Regions from separate parts of the Homo sapiens genome. Here region 1 is linked to region 2. The links are chromatin contacts, found by Hi-C or POLR2A ChIA-PET in ENCODE. All regions are on one chromosome and are shown on one strand. The core of a region is the stretch at or near the end of the contact, and the rest is flanking DNA. Distances in the headings are between cores, read along the strand shown. Region 1 holds the start of MARCHF4-AS1 (MARCHF4 antisense RNA 1). Region 2 holds the start of MARCHF4 (membrane associated ring-CH-type finger 4).

Region 1 (6,144 bases), core at 2,256-4,755, 69 kb before region 2:
TTAATCTTGGCTGGACACTGTCTGATTCAGCATAGGTTGACTGTCCTCTGCCTCATGTCTCTTATCATCCAGTAGAATTGCCCAGGCTTGCTTGCCTGAAGGCAGAAGAGTTCCCACTAGCAGGAGAGGGCAAGCACTTTTCAATGCACAAGCACCTTTCAAGCCTCTATTTGCATCAAGTTTGCTAATGTCCCGCTGACCAAAGCAAATCATGTGGCTTACTTCGGAGTCAGTGTGGGTAGGCATTACCCAAAGAAAGTGGCTATAGGGAAGCATGAAGATCTAGAGCCATTAGTACAATCAATCTACCACATTAACTTTGTGACCTTGGGCAATTCCCTTAGCCTCTCTGAGCTTTAACTCTATAATCTATAAAAGTGCAGAATTTTTTTGGGATTCTTTGCTATAATGTATGTAAAATGTCTGCTACACAATAAACATGCCATATTTATTAATTTTCTTTTCTCCTCCTTTTCATCATTTGAATTTTTTCTTAAATGCATATATATATGTGCATATATATATGTCCATCTCGATATATATATATGTATATATATATATATATATGACTTACTCTGTCATCCAGGTGAGAGTGCAGTGGCATGATCACAGCTCACTGCAGCCTCGACCTCCCAGGCTCGAGTGATCGTCCCACCTCAGCCTCCCAGGTAGCTGGAACTACAGATGTGTGCCACCACACCCAGCTAAATTTTTTTGTATATTTTATAGAGAAGGGTTTCATTATGTTGCTGAGGCTGGTCTTTAACTCCTGGGTTCAAGCAATCCACCCACCTTGACCTCGCAAAGTATTGGGATTACAGGCATGAGCCACCATGCCTGGCCCTTAAATGCATCATTCTTATACATTACTTTATACATACAAAGCTCGAAGATAATAATAATAAACATTATTCCCACGGCTTCTGTTGAATCCCCAACTCCTAGCCTGTGCCTAATCAAGTGTGCCCTCAATTCATTCCAATGGTCTGGAATTTGAAGACTAAAGGAATCAAAGGGTATCTCTTCCCTTTGTTCCTGGGACCATCAAGTTGTGAAATGACCTCTTGGCTTTCTGATCTGGGTCCACTACCACAAATGAAATAGAAAGGAGTTAACACATTTGCATTAACTGATGATTCTTAATAGAGGCAATAAAATGAGAAACCCCCATTTCCTAATTTAAATGTGGCTTTGGGGATAGGATAAGTATCCTGGCCGCTCCTTAGCTAATCAGGCTCCAGAAGGGACATTAATTGCAGCCAGCGCATCCTGCTGGGGAGACCCAAGGCTGCCAGCTCCCTTGCTGAGAATGGAATAGAATTTTAATTGGCTGTGAAAGCATCATGGTAGGAGGTACAGGGAAGAGTTGGTCTGCTCCCCCAAAGCAGGTTAGGGAAGCTCCAAGGGAAAGGACTCAAACAGGTGCATGGCAGCAAGAACCTCCCATGCTCAGGGGCCTTCCCAGCTGCAACACCACAGTTCCAATTCCAGGGCTGGACTCCAGCCTAGGTGAAGGACCTTCTCACACTTGGGCGATTAGTACTGGAGCACGGAGCCTGTGAATCTTCTCATCTCTGTGCTTCCCCCAACTTCCATGAGAGAAGCACCACATAGTTACTGTCACTTGTATTGTCAATCTTCGACTTCAGAGAGGTCTCCAAATATAAGCTCAACTCCCCAGTGTACTGTGTGTGTGCCATTTGTCCATCTGTATGGTTTGAAGCAATGGCACAGCATTCCTGTACTGTTGTTTCAGAGCAATGTGAATTTATTTCACTCAAATAAATTAATCTAACTATGCTTAGGGAAAAGTTGTTCTCATGGTAATGAGTATGTCCTTTCTGCCATGGCAATTTCTGGAACACAAATATAGAAAAGAATGACATGTGAAGGTCAATAGATGAGACTATGAAAAACAAGACAATATAGCTTTTTAGCATAAATGTACAATGATGCATGTGGTTTTTGGAGAATGTTGGACAAATTACTTAACCTCTTGGTGCCTTAGTTTTCTAATTATTAAAATGAGGGCAACAGTATTGCTGATCTAATAAGGCTTTTGGAAAGAATAATGAGATGTAAAGAGCTTAGAATAGTGCAGAGTCTTAATAAACATGTCTTCGTGATTCCTTCTAGTGAAGTGACATAGAGAAGTGGGACCAGTCATTGACCCACCCAAGCTCTGTCAACCTAGTGGTATAGTAAATCTGTTGGCAAAAAGCAAAGCAGAACAACAAAAAAACGCAAGCAAAATCATTGCTTTCAGGAAACTATTTTGTGAGACAGAAGCTTGATAAAAATTCAAAATTTGCAGTAAACTCTACTTCATTAATACTTTAAAACTCACAGCAATAAACCATTACTTAGAACAAGTAAGCAGTTTTGTTTTTATTGTGCATTTTGATATTTATTTTCAAAAAAAAATTTTTTTTTTGAGACGGAGTCTCGCTCTGTCACCCAGGCTGGAGTGCAGTGGTGTGATCTCGGCTCACTGCAAGCTCCGCCTCCTGGGTTCACTCCATTCTCCTGCCTCAGCCTCCCAAGTAGCTGGGACTACAGGCGCCTGCCACCACGCCCATCTAATTTTTTTTTTTTTTTTGTATTTTTAGTAGAGACGGGGTTTCACCATGTTAGCCAGGATGGTATTTATCTCCTGACCTCGTGATCCACCCGCCTCTGCCTCCCAAAGTGCTGGGATTACAGGCATGAGCCACTGCGCCTGGCTATTTTCAAATTTTTATTGAAAGTTCATCACAAACTCAGTAAGGAAGGTGAGCAATACATTGAAGAGGACCATTGAAAATGGAATTTTAGGCCGGGTGTGGTGGTTTATTCCTGTAATCTCAACACTTTGGGAGGCTGAGGTGGGCGGATCACTTGAGGTCAGGAGTTCAAGACCAGCCTGGCCAACACAATGAAACCCCGTCTCCACTAAAAACACAAAAATTAACCAGGTGTGGTGGTGGGTGCCTGTAATCACAGTTACTTGAGAGGCTGTGGCAGGAGAATCGCTTGAACCTGGGAGGTGGAGGTTGCAGTGAGCCAAGATAGCACCACTGCACTCCAGCCTGGGTGACAAGGTGAGACTCTGTATCAAAAAAAAAAAAAAAAAAAAAAAAAAGAAAATGGCATTTTGTAATTATAAAGATGTATTTATAAAGATATAAAGGATCCTAATTTGTAATCCCCCCAAAATCACACCTCAATTCCATTTCTTCTCTCACAGCTCCTTTCTCCATTCATACTTCCTGTCTCTTCATTGAGGAATAAAACATCCTGGTTTAAGCTCAGAACATAGGAATGAAAATAGGGAAGAAAATATGTGAACAATGCACAGTGTTCTCTCCAAAATGGCAAGAACGTCATCTCCTAGAAAAGCACTCAGAAGTCCTTGGCCTTTGGGAAAAAAGAGCTTGCGGAAGATGACATTGGTTCATTGTCCTTAAAAGGCAGAACAGGCCTCCCACTATTGAAAACAGCTCATTCCCTTCCACACCTGGTCCTCAGATCATGCTTGGGTGCCCAGGCTCCTGTGCTTAATCTTTCTTAACTGGATCATCAGTGCTTGGGAAATGGGCAGGATAACAATTTAAAGAGATAATTGACTGCACAAATCAGCTCATCCCTTCAAGGGATAAATTTTCTCACACTTTCTGGTTCTGTAATAGGTCAGGGCTGTTGGAGACAGAGCTGGCTTTTTCCCTGATGTCCAGGGTCCTGAAATGAAGTATGGCTGGGCCACTTGACTGGGAGTGCAGTTACAGAAGCCAATGCTGGTGCTGCAGAGAGCGCAATGCCCAAAGTGGGTGCATCTCTGATGGTGTAAAGGATGAAGAACAAGCTCTGAGGAAGGTTAGGTAAGTTCCTGGCTTTCAGTCTGTCCCCTCCACCTGCCAAGTGAGCAAGTCTGTTCCTCTTGCCAAGTGAGCTGCTGTTTTTCTCGTTGGTTAAATGGGATGTTGGATAAATCATCTCTACTAGTCTGACAGTTTTTTATATTTAAAGATTTTATAAATTATACAAAGGTTCTGTAGATGAAAAGCAACACCAGATTCCAGGAATTGCTTAAAGGTGAGGTAGGCCAAAGGCATAGAAGCAGGAGTTCTTTGTAAAGGAAGGGAGCAGCACACTTCATGGGCAGGTCAAGAGGTCACCTGGAAATGGCACCAACAGCTACTGGAAACCTCCTACCCACCCCAGGACCCTGAAACAGGGAACTTGGAAAGAGAAATTTAGGGTTGTGTGTCTGCACCACAACAGAGGGTGAGACATGTCATGGGGGTACTCAGGTTACTGGAAAGATTTGCTGCCTAGAGTAGAAAAAGGTAGATTTCTATTGCTCACCCCAAATCATGTATAAAGAGCTTCTGATTCACTTCCTCATGCATCTTAACTTTTACTTGGCTTCTCATATATACATATAGATTCTAGAATGAGTTTCCTTGACATGGGGACATAAGTATTCTAGGTATTGAAAAGGAGCATCTTCAATTGTAGCTATAAATCATCTTTCTGGTCTCTATCTTGATTTCTTATTAGTTTTCTTGGCTTGAATTATGACTTCACAGGATATGAATACCCAGGGATAAAGGGCCACTAAATCAAGGTGCCAGACTTGCAAAACTGACACCTAGATCCCTCAATAGAGGAAAGAGAAGCTGTTTGTAATGACCGAGGACAAATTGAATGGTTTCCCTCAGGCCAAAATTTCTCCTAAGGTTGATCACCTCTTCTCTTCTTGTCCTAATTCTCCTTGCACTCTCATCCAAATAGGAGATGCATCATTCCTAAAATGTATATAAGGCCAACATAATGTATTTTTGTTTTTATTCCATTTTTGTTTTTGCTCTATAAATCTCCATCAGTCAAGTCTGTCTGAGACCCTAGGGCAATGTAGAAAACATTCATAGGGAGGCTGAGGTGGGCGGATCACCTGAGGTCCGGAGTTTGAGACCAGCCTGGCTAACATGGAGAAACCCCATCTCTACTGAAAATACAAAAATGATCCAGGCATGGTGGCATGTGTTTGTAGTCCCAACTACTCAGAAGGCTGAGGCAGGAGAATCGCTTGAACCCAGGAGGTGGAGGTTGCAGTGAGCCGAGATCACGCCATTGTACTCCAGTCTGGGCAACACAGTGAGACTCCGTCTCAAAAAAAAAAGAAAACATTCATAGACTGCATGGAAGTCATTCAATTCAGCATGCAAGCATCCCATGCATCCTATTCCTAATCATTCACTAGCCTCTCAGTGACAGGAAGCTTACTACCTCACAAGGGTACCCACTGCATTAAAAAAAAAATTGTTCCAATCAACAAATGCTTGCTGGAGAAATGAATAAATATTAGATTACAAGCTGCAGGAGGGCAGGACTATGTGTAAGGCATGGCAAAGAGGCATTATTAAAAATGTGAAGATAATCAGGATATCTGGTGATGTGTGTCTGTATTGGTGAGTCCGGTATGCATGTGGAGCCAGGAAAGGAGATAGGTGGGTATAAGTTCAAGGTTATAAGGTATAGTTCAAGGTTCAAGTGTACCAGGTCTGTCTGAATGTGCATGTGGTCATGGTCTATAGTTTGAATGCTCTTTTGCAGCGATTTCCTCCATCACCTGTCCCACCTCTGTCTTCTGGGATAAATCCTTATTCCTATTCACCTTAAGTATCACCTTTCTTGCTCCGGCTCTAACGCTAAGACAAAAATTTCAGAGGCAAGAAGAATGGAAGAGAGGAAGAGAAGAAGAGAACATGAGACAAAAGAGCCAGCCTGGGGTGCTAAGGAGCTGCCAAAAGACTCAAAGTAGCAGAATGGGTGGGCAGGCCCTCACTGCCTGAGCCAAGCCAGCACCTGTTCACACCCACAGACTCAGACTCTATGGCCAAGAGCACTGAATCCATGTTTTTGGCCTTCCACTAATCAGACTGGTTTTTATCACAGGCCCATATGGAGATGGAGCAACTTGCATCATCCTGGTCATATAAAAGAAATCAAGGGCTGATTGTCCTTGCCAACCGTCTCCCTGTACTCAGCCCGTCGGAGGAATGACATTACATAAATCCTCAAACATAAAGAGGCATAAGGACGGCACACATCTTGCCTTGGCATCCCACATATCTAATCTAAACATTCTCTGTTCTCACCAGG
Region 2 (6,536 bases), core at 3,825-6,324:
CCTTATCTCCCCTCCTTTGTCTCCTTCATAGAAATGCTGTGAAAAAAAAAATGAGAAGAAACTGGGAAACTGTGTTCTCCACATCTAATGCAGTACTCACATTGCTGTTATTACTACTATAACACAATCCCATTAAAGCCTCTTGGCTCCTGCACAGATAAGGTAAACCCCCAAAACAAAATAATCATATGCAGGAAGTGCTTAATTTGATCCAGTCTTAATGCAGACAGGGCCCCCTAATCCTCCCACATAATAGAGCCCATTCCTTTACTGGTGTTAGCTTTTTTATTCAATGCTTTATTTATGACACCCCATCAAAATAATGAACAAGAAAGGAAAGCTTCTAACCTCTGACCAGATCTTGTATCACATGAGGGTATTTCACAATATTGCCAATGATTTTTTTCTTTTTCTTTTTTCAATAAAATACAGCTTTCTGTTATCAAAATACATGCTCATTATATATAAATTCCTTCCAAGATATTTTTACACTTCTTTTCTCCTGGATTCTCCCAACACACCTCTGAGGAAAGGAGGGGGGGGCATGAAAAGGTGTCTCCAAATCACGTAAGTTGGAAAAGCAGCCCAGAGGCATGAAGCTATTTGAAAAAGTTCACACAGTGGGGGAAATATTATCCCAGGGCACCTCCAAGTCCTGCTGTTTTCTAGAGACAAGAATGCTCTTGCCAGAAGCCACACTCTCAGAAGCCCCTGTGACATGCAGACCTGAGCCCATATGGGAGAAAAAAGAAATGCCTTAGGAATTTAGGAAGCCAAATAATTCTTTCTTTTGGAGAGTATGAAGTACTTGATGGTGGCAAGATCCTGATATCAAAGTGAGGCACCCTCTTGTTGTCAGCCGAGCCACTCTACCCCATAGCTCTGCCAGAGCCTGGTGCTGGAAGTAGAGAGAAAGAATGAAGGGAAGGCACTCTGGAGGATTTTTCCTAACAGGAGTTTTCAACTCTGGACAACACTTTATTGGATACTTAGGTAATCTTAAGATGGAAGAACCCAGCCCCCAGCCTCTCAGAGACATTTATTCACACTAAGATCTATATCACTTCCCCTCATAATTCCAAGCTGTAGCTCCAGGGATCACTGGTCCCCAGAGTTCTTTGTCCATTGAGAGCAAAGCAAGAAAATGAATGAAAATGCCAGCTAAGCCTGCATCTTACAGAGCACACCCTCAGCAAGAACCAGAGCCAGTCAAAGCCTGGCATGGCATCCTACTGCACTGCCACTTCCTCAAGGAGTATCCAGAAATCCTCCCTGCACTTCAGGAAACTATTGAAGAAGTGGCTGATAGGAACACATAACCTTGCCCACCTTGCAATTGAATACTCCTTCTCCAGCATCACTAACTGCGTGAGCCTTTCTATCTGTGATTCTTTGGAGAGTGTTGCCACATTCTATAGTTCCTGAAGAATGTACACATGCTATCCAGCATTGCTGATACTAGATTGTAGGTGAACTTGGGAGGGGTGTCTGTGAAAATCTGAATGAATAGGGTAGGGAAAACCTGCCAGACTTGGAAAAGCCCTGGTGCATATGAGAGTTGGCATCCCTATCCTGGATGGGGAGCATTTAAGGGATTTTCTAAGTCAACACACTTTTTAGGTCTGAAAAGGGAAATAGCAAGATACCTTATTGCCTACGTCAGTCTCTTAAACTCATTCTCATTCCCATTTACCTGCCTGTTTTCAACATAGAAAAATTTGAGTCTGCCAAGAAGTGTCTCAGCAAATCATATAGTCTTGGACCTAGAATCCCTCTCCATTTCCTCCTCAGTTGCTAGAACATAATGCTGAGGATGTCAACGTGATATGAAAGGAAGTTGTCCAAAGTAAAAGAACAAGCTTACTGGATTTCAACCTATGAGAAAAGGAAAAGAGAACAAGATCTCGGCATACTCTCAGAGCAGGAAGAAGTTGGGATATGGGACTGAAGATGGGCTAGACGAAATGTTACTAACAACAAGTTAGATAAAAGGATATCTTGGCAACCAGTGTGAATGTACCACCAAGTTTCTTCACTCCGTTGTTTCTAGATCTTCTATTCTGAGGATGTTTGTAAAATTTGGAGTTGGAATTGGAGACACTAGCATTGGAAGGAAAATGCAAAACCTAGAACACAAACGAACCACCAAACAGGCTCCACCAGGAACCAGACACTCATTGGGCAAACTTAACCACAAGAAACATCAATGAGGGCTCTTAAACATAGAGTCCTCATACTAAAGACAATATAACCGTTCCCCAGGGCAAGCAGGCGAGTAGCAATCTGCAAGACCTGAAAATACCACAGGAAGCAGGAGAAGAGAAAAGGGGACTCACCTGTTCTGGCCCCTGGAAGCAGATGCGGCAGAGTGGGGTCCTCATACCACTGTCCAAGCTGCTGCCCAGTGAGTAGCGATCCTCGGTCTTCTCCTTACAGAAGTCATCTGAGGAGGCACTGCTGAGCAGCGAGGCAGGTGGCTCTGTGGCTGGGCCACCCCAGTCATCTTCCACAGAAGAAGGTGGCAAGGGGGGTGGAGGTGGCACAGGAGGGGGCTCCCTGCCCACCACTTCTCGGGGGCCCCTCCAGCCTGCCCACCCCCCGGCGCCCAGAGCCGGAAGGGTGTTGTTGGCCGCCAAACCGGGGGGCTGGGGGTCGCCGTGCATGGGCAGGGGCGCTTGAGGAGGGCGCCGCAGTAAGAAAACCTTCAGGTCATTGAAGAGCATGCGGCAGCGGCACTTGAGGAGACCCTGGTGGCGCAACATCTGGGGGGCTGGGGCACACAATCCATAGCAGTACCAGCCGGAGCAGCAGCACCACCACCACCAGAGCAGCCCACACAGGGGCATCAGCATGTGCCCCGTGGAAGTAGAGAGCCCAAGAGGGGTGGCTGGAGTCTTAAAAGAGGGGGACAGGACAGGTTTTGGGGGTCCACAGTGGATCTGTGTTGTGGGGGGAGTCTGCTTTCTCACTGGCTTTTCTTACAACCCCTCCAAGTAGCAAATAAATTGCTCCCAGGACTGAGAAGTGTGAGTCACTGGTTCTGAACTCCACCTGGAAAGCCCAATAACAAAAAAGTTTTTCTTGCCCTCACACACCCACCCCAACCTCCAACTTTGTTCAGTGTGTCTCCTTTCTGCTTTTGACCTGAGGACACTGGTAGGAGCAGAGGGATTGAAGAAGCGTGGTGGAGGGGCCACTAGAGCCTCTGTCGAATTGTTTAAATCAATGTCGAATTGTTTAAAAGTTCCCCAGGAAAGGATTATTGGGTTCTTCTCAAATTCCTACGCAGTGAGAAATCTTTCTTTTATATAAAAGGGTGGGGACAATTGTAAATCAAATCTGGAGTGGATTGAGCTGGGCTTAGAGAAAACTAGCTCAATGAAGAATTGAGGACTGCATGTGTGAGAGAGAAAAGATCGTTTTTCTCAGGTGGTAGGGGTTGGGGGAGTCAAGGTAGGGGAGGAGAGAAGATTGGGAGAAGTTTTAATTCTCCTGGGCAGAAAACTGGGGCAATTAACCCCCAGAAGCACCAGAGTTGCTTTTAAGAGAGCAGTTGGGTGGGGGAGGGGTGTTGCAGGTGAAACTGGGCTAGGGGCTTGTGCTTTGCCTCCGCAGCCAAAGGGTTACACCGAAGAGGGGAAAGCCAATTAGGAGAAGGGAGGTAAAATAGAGGTTTGGGAAGGAAAAAGGATGGGAGAAAAAGAAAAGATCGTTTAACCCTTGCAGAGGCGCCTCCTTCCTGAGCATGAAGATCCTGGCTAGAGGAAGGGTGTGTGTACCGGGGTGAGAGGGCAGTGGAGCAGAGAATAGGGGTAGAGGAGAGGGGCGTGTGGGAGAGAACAGGAGAAAGGAGTGGTTACATTATCTCAGCCCCCAGCCCACCCCTGCTGCAGTCGGCAAATCCGTGGCGCCCTCCCCTCGGTTCCATCAAAGGTCCCTTCGGTCGAGGGGCAAGAGCCGAGAGAAGGGCAGGTCCGGGCGGGCGAGTGGCCTCGCCTTCTCCTCCTCTTCCTCCTCTGGGTCGCGGTCGCCCTCCTCCTCCGGCTCCGGGTCGGCCCGCGCCCGCAGCTGCTGCTGCGGCGGCGGAGGCGACTGCTGCTCGGCGTCCGGGTGTCTCCGGGGCGGGGGCTGCTCCGGCTCGTCCTCTGGCTGCTGCCCGCCGTCCGGCGCGGTCGCGACTCCGGCCTTCATGATCCTCCTCCTCCTCCCCCTTCCCTGGGGGCCAGCCCTGAGCCCCCGCGCCCGGGCAGCGCTGCCATGCAACCAGAGGCGAGGCCGGCGTGGGGGTGGGGGCGGCTGGGGAGTGAGGAGGGGGAGTAATAAAAAATGAAATAATACTAGTGGAATAATTCGGTTCTCAGGCAAGAGTGCTTCTGGAGGGTGGGGGCGGAGGAGGGCGGCTGCCGGGTCTGCTCGGCAGCTCTGCCCCCGCTACCCCCACCAAGGGCGGCCTCGGCCCGCTCTCTGCCCCCCCACCCCGCCCCTTCCTCCTCTCCACCGCCTCTGGCTGGCTAGGCTCGCTGTTGCTACCTCTCCTCGCAGATGCAACGAGGTAAGGCTTGTTTGCGGTGCCAGCTGAAGGTGGGGAGGGGGGAGCGAAGCAGTGTGGCCGAGGTGGGAGGCAGCCGGCACTTGGCTCCAGCTTGGTCCTCGCGACTCCCCAAAACCGTATATAAATATATCTCTTATAAAAGCCGAGAGGAAGCAAATCAGATTCCAGGCTGCTGCCAGGTGTTGTCTCGTCTTCCGCCGTTGCTCAGCACCCGCCGCTGCCCCCACTGGCTCGATTCCCAAAGGGGTGGTGCTGGAAGGGAGGTGGCGGGGCGGCGAGCTGACCGTCCGAGAACTGGAAACAAGGTTCTTGCAGCGAGGGAGGCTCTCGGCTATCTCCGCCGCCGGCGCCGCGGCCGCCGCTGCTGCATTCAGCACCCCGGGCGAGTGGACAGCTCCCACCCAGACCCCGCGCGTCACGCTCGTGGGGGCCTGACGCAGACGCCGCGGAGGGATGGAGGAGGGAAAGGGGATGAGAGGAAAAGAAGCTGGAGGGAGAGGGAGCAAGAGGAGGAGAGAACTGTGCGAGGGAAGGGGATGGGGAGGGACCAAGGGAAAGGGAGGTAACCAGGAGAGGGAGGGATTTAGGAAGGGAAGGAGGAGGGAGCGAAGTGAAGAGTAAAAGAAAGAAGGAGAAAGGCCACGGGGAGGGAGGGGAGCGATTCAGGCACTAACTCTTGCATTTCACCTCAGCAGGAACGTGTCGGTGTGGAAGGTCTGGTTGTAGACTCTCTGCCCACTGTCCACTATCACAGCTCCTCTCATTGCACATACAAGACACAGACACCTGTCAACCAGAGACCGTTTCTCTGTTCACATAAACATTTAAAGTAGATCTCAGTCTGCAAGCTTTCGAGGAGATAAAGTTTTGTGACTTCCACAATGAAGCTGGGACTTGATGGAGATTAAATTCCTCATGACTAAGGAAATGCTTGAGACATGAGACATGAGAAGGAAATGTTTCATTGAGGCTTGAGACATGAGAAGGAAATGCTTCAAATTTTCAAACAGGGAGGAGGTTGCTAGTACCATTTTTTTGTCAGCTTCTTCGCCTAGAATTTAAGCTCCAATTGACAGAGATAATTTTTTTAATTCATTTGATCCCGTGTGCCTAAGTCAGAGATGGCATCTAGTAAATGTTCAATGCATATTTGTTGAATGGCTTGTGGCCACCATCACCACAGTCATCATTACTATAAGTCACAGTGCTCTTTCAATTGTGAGTCATAAGAATCCAGAGCAATATTTCAGCTTCGTCTTCACCAACATCCCCAGCCTCCTCCCTATTCAAGCCTTTCACTGAGCCGCTGACAAGAGGTAATTTGAAATGGATTTTAATTTCCTCTCCTATTTCTGCTACTGACTCATGTCACCCTACCCTATTTTTCTCAAGGAGTTTCTTGAGCAGCAAAGTGCCCCTAAATGTGAAGAGCAAGAAAAAGAAGGAAACTTAAAGTGGTCTATATAAAACCTCAGTGTTTGCAGCTGTAGACTTTGGTCACTGAAAACTTAGGATTGCTTTTTTTGCCTTTCCTTATAAACCTCTCTCCCCCACCCCGCTCTCTCTCTCTCTCTCTCTCTCTCACACACACACACACACACACACACACACCCCTCTAGGGCCATAGAGAAGATATGCCAGTGATTCATCCAAACAGCCATGGTAATGCCTTTACAAATATTGGAGCCATAGACAGAGTAGCATGCAAAATTTCTGCAGCAAAATATCATTGGAACGAAGTTCAGTCCAATGAGTCATAAGAAAACTACCCCTTTGCTGCCATCTCTATGAAATGATTCATTCCTACAAGCTCTAAGGAGAAAGGACCTACATCTCAGTCTTGGTTAACCCAGCATGGCTACTTGTCTGAATCATGCCCCAGGACTCACCATGGATGCTGAGACCCAGCCCAAGGTGCTCATTTAAAGATGATACTAATATTTTTAATAACTACAAAATAATATTTATTGATTAATATCAGCAC

What was found. A loop is a pair of places that touch in the nucleus more often than their neighbours do. ChIA-PET counts read pairs that join two places held with the same protein, here RNA polymerase II (POLR2A). Pooled maps may share reads with other maps.
Region 1: POLR2A ChIA-PET joins it to region 2 with 15 read pairs in BJ. The contact joins the promoter of MARCHF4-AS1 here to the promoter of MARCHF4 in region 2. A Hi-C loop is called at or near these places in 4 of 168 maps with a recorded cell type or tissue (PC-3, PC-9, chondrocyte and 1 more) and 2 of 50 pooled maps. POLR2A ChIA-PET finds 5 or more read pairs at or near these places in 5 of 52 experiments (A549, AG04449, BJ and 2 more).

The regions. Positions count from the first base shown.
Region 1 is chr2:216,299,803-216,305,946 of GRCh38, forward strand. It overlaps MARCHF4-AS1 (MARCHF4 antisense RNA 1), which reads left to right and starts at 3,506. Exons shown (of 3, transcript XR_001739877.2): 1 at 3,506-3,857. The region is part of intron 1 of MARCHF4 (membrane associated ring-CH-type finger 4); the gene reads right to left.
Region 2 is chr2:216,367,409-216,373,944 of GRCh38, forward strand. It overlaps MARCHF4 (membrane associated ring-CH-type finger 4), which reads right to left and starts at 5,075. Exons shown (of 4, transcript NM_020814.3): 1 at 2,337-5,075. The coding sequence starts at 2,852.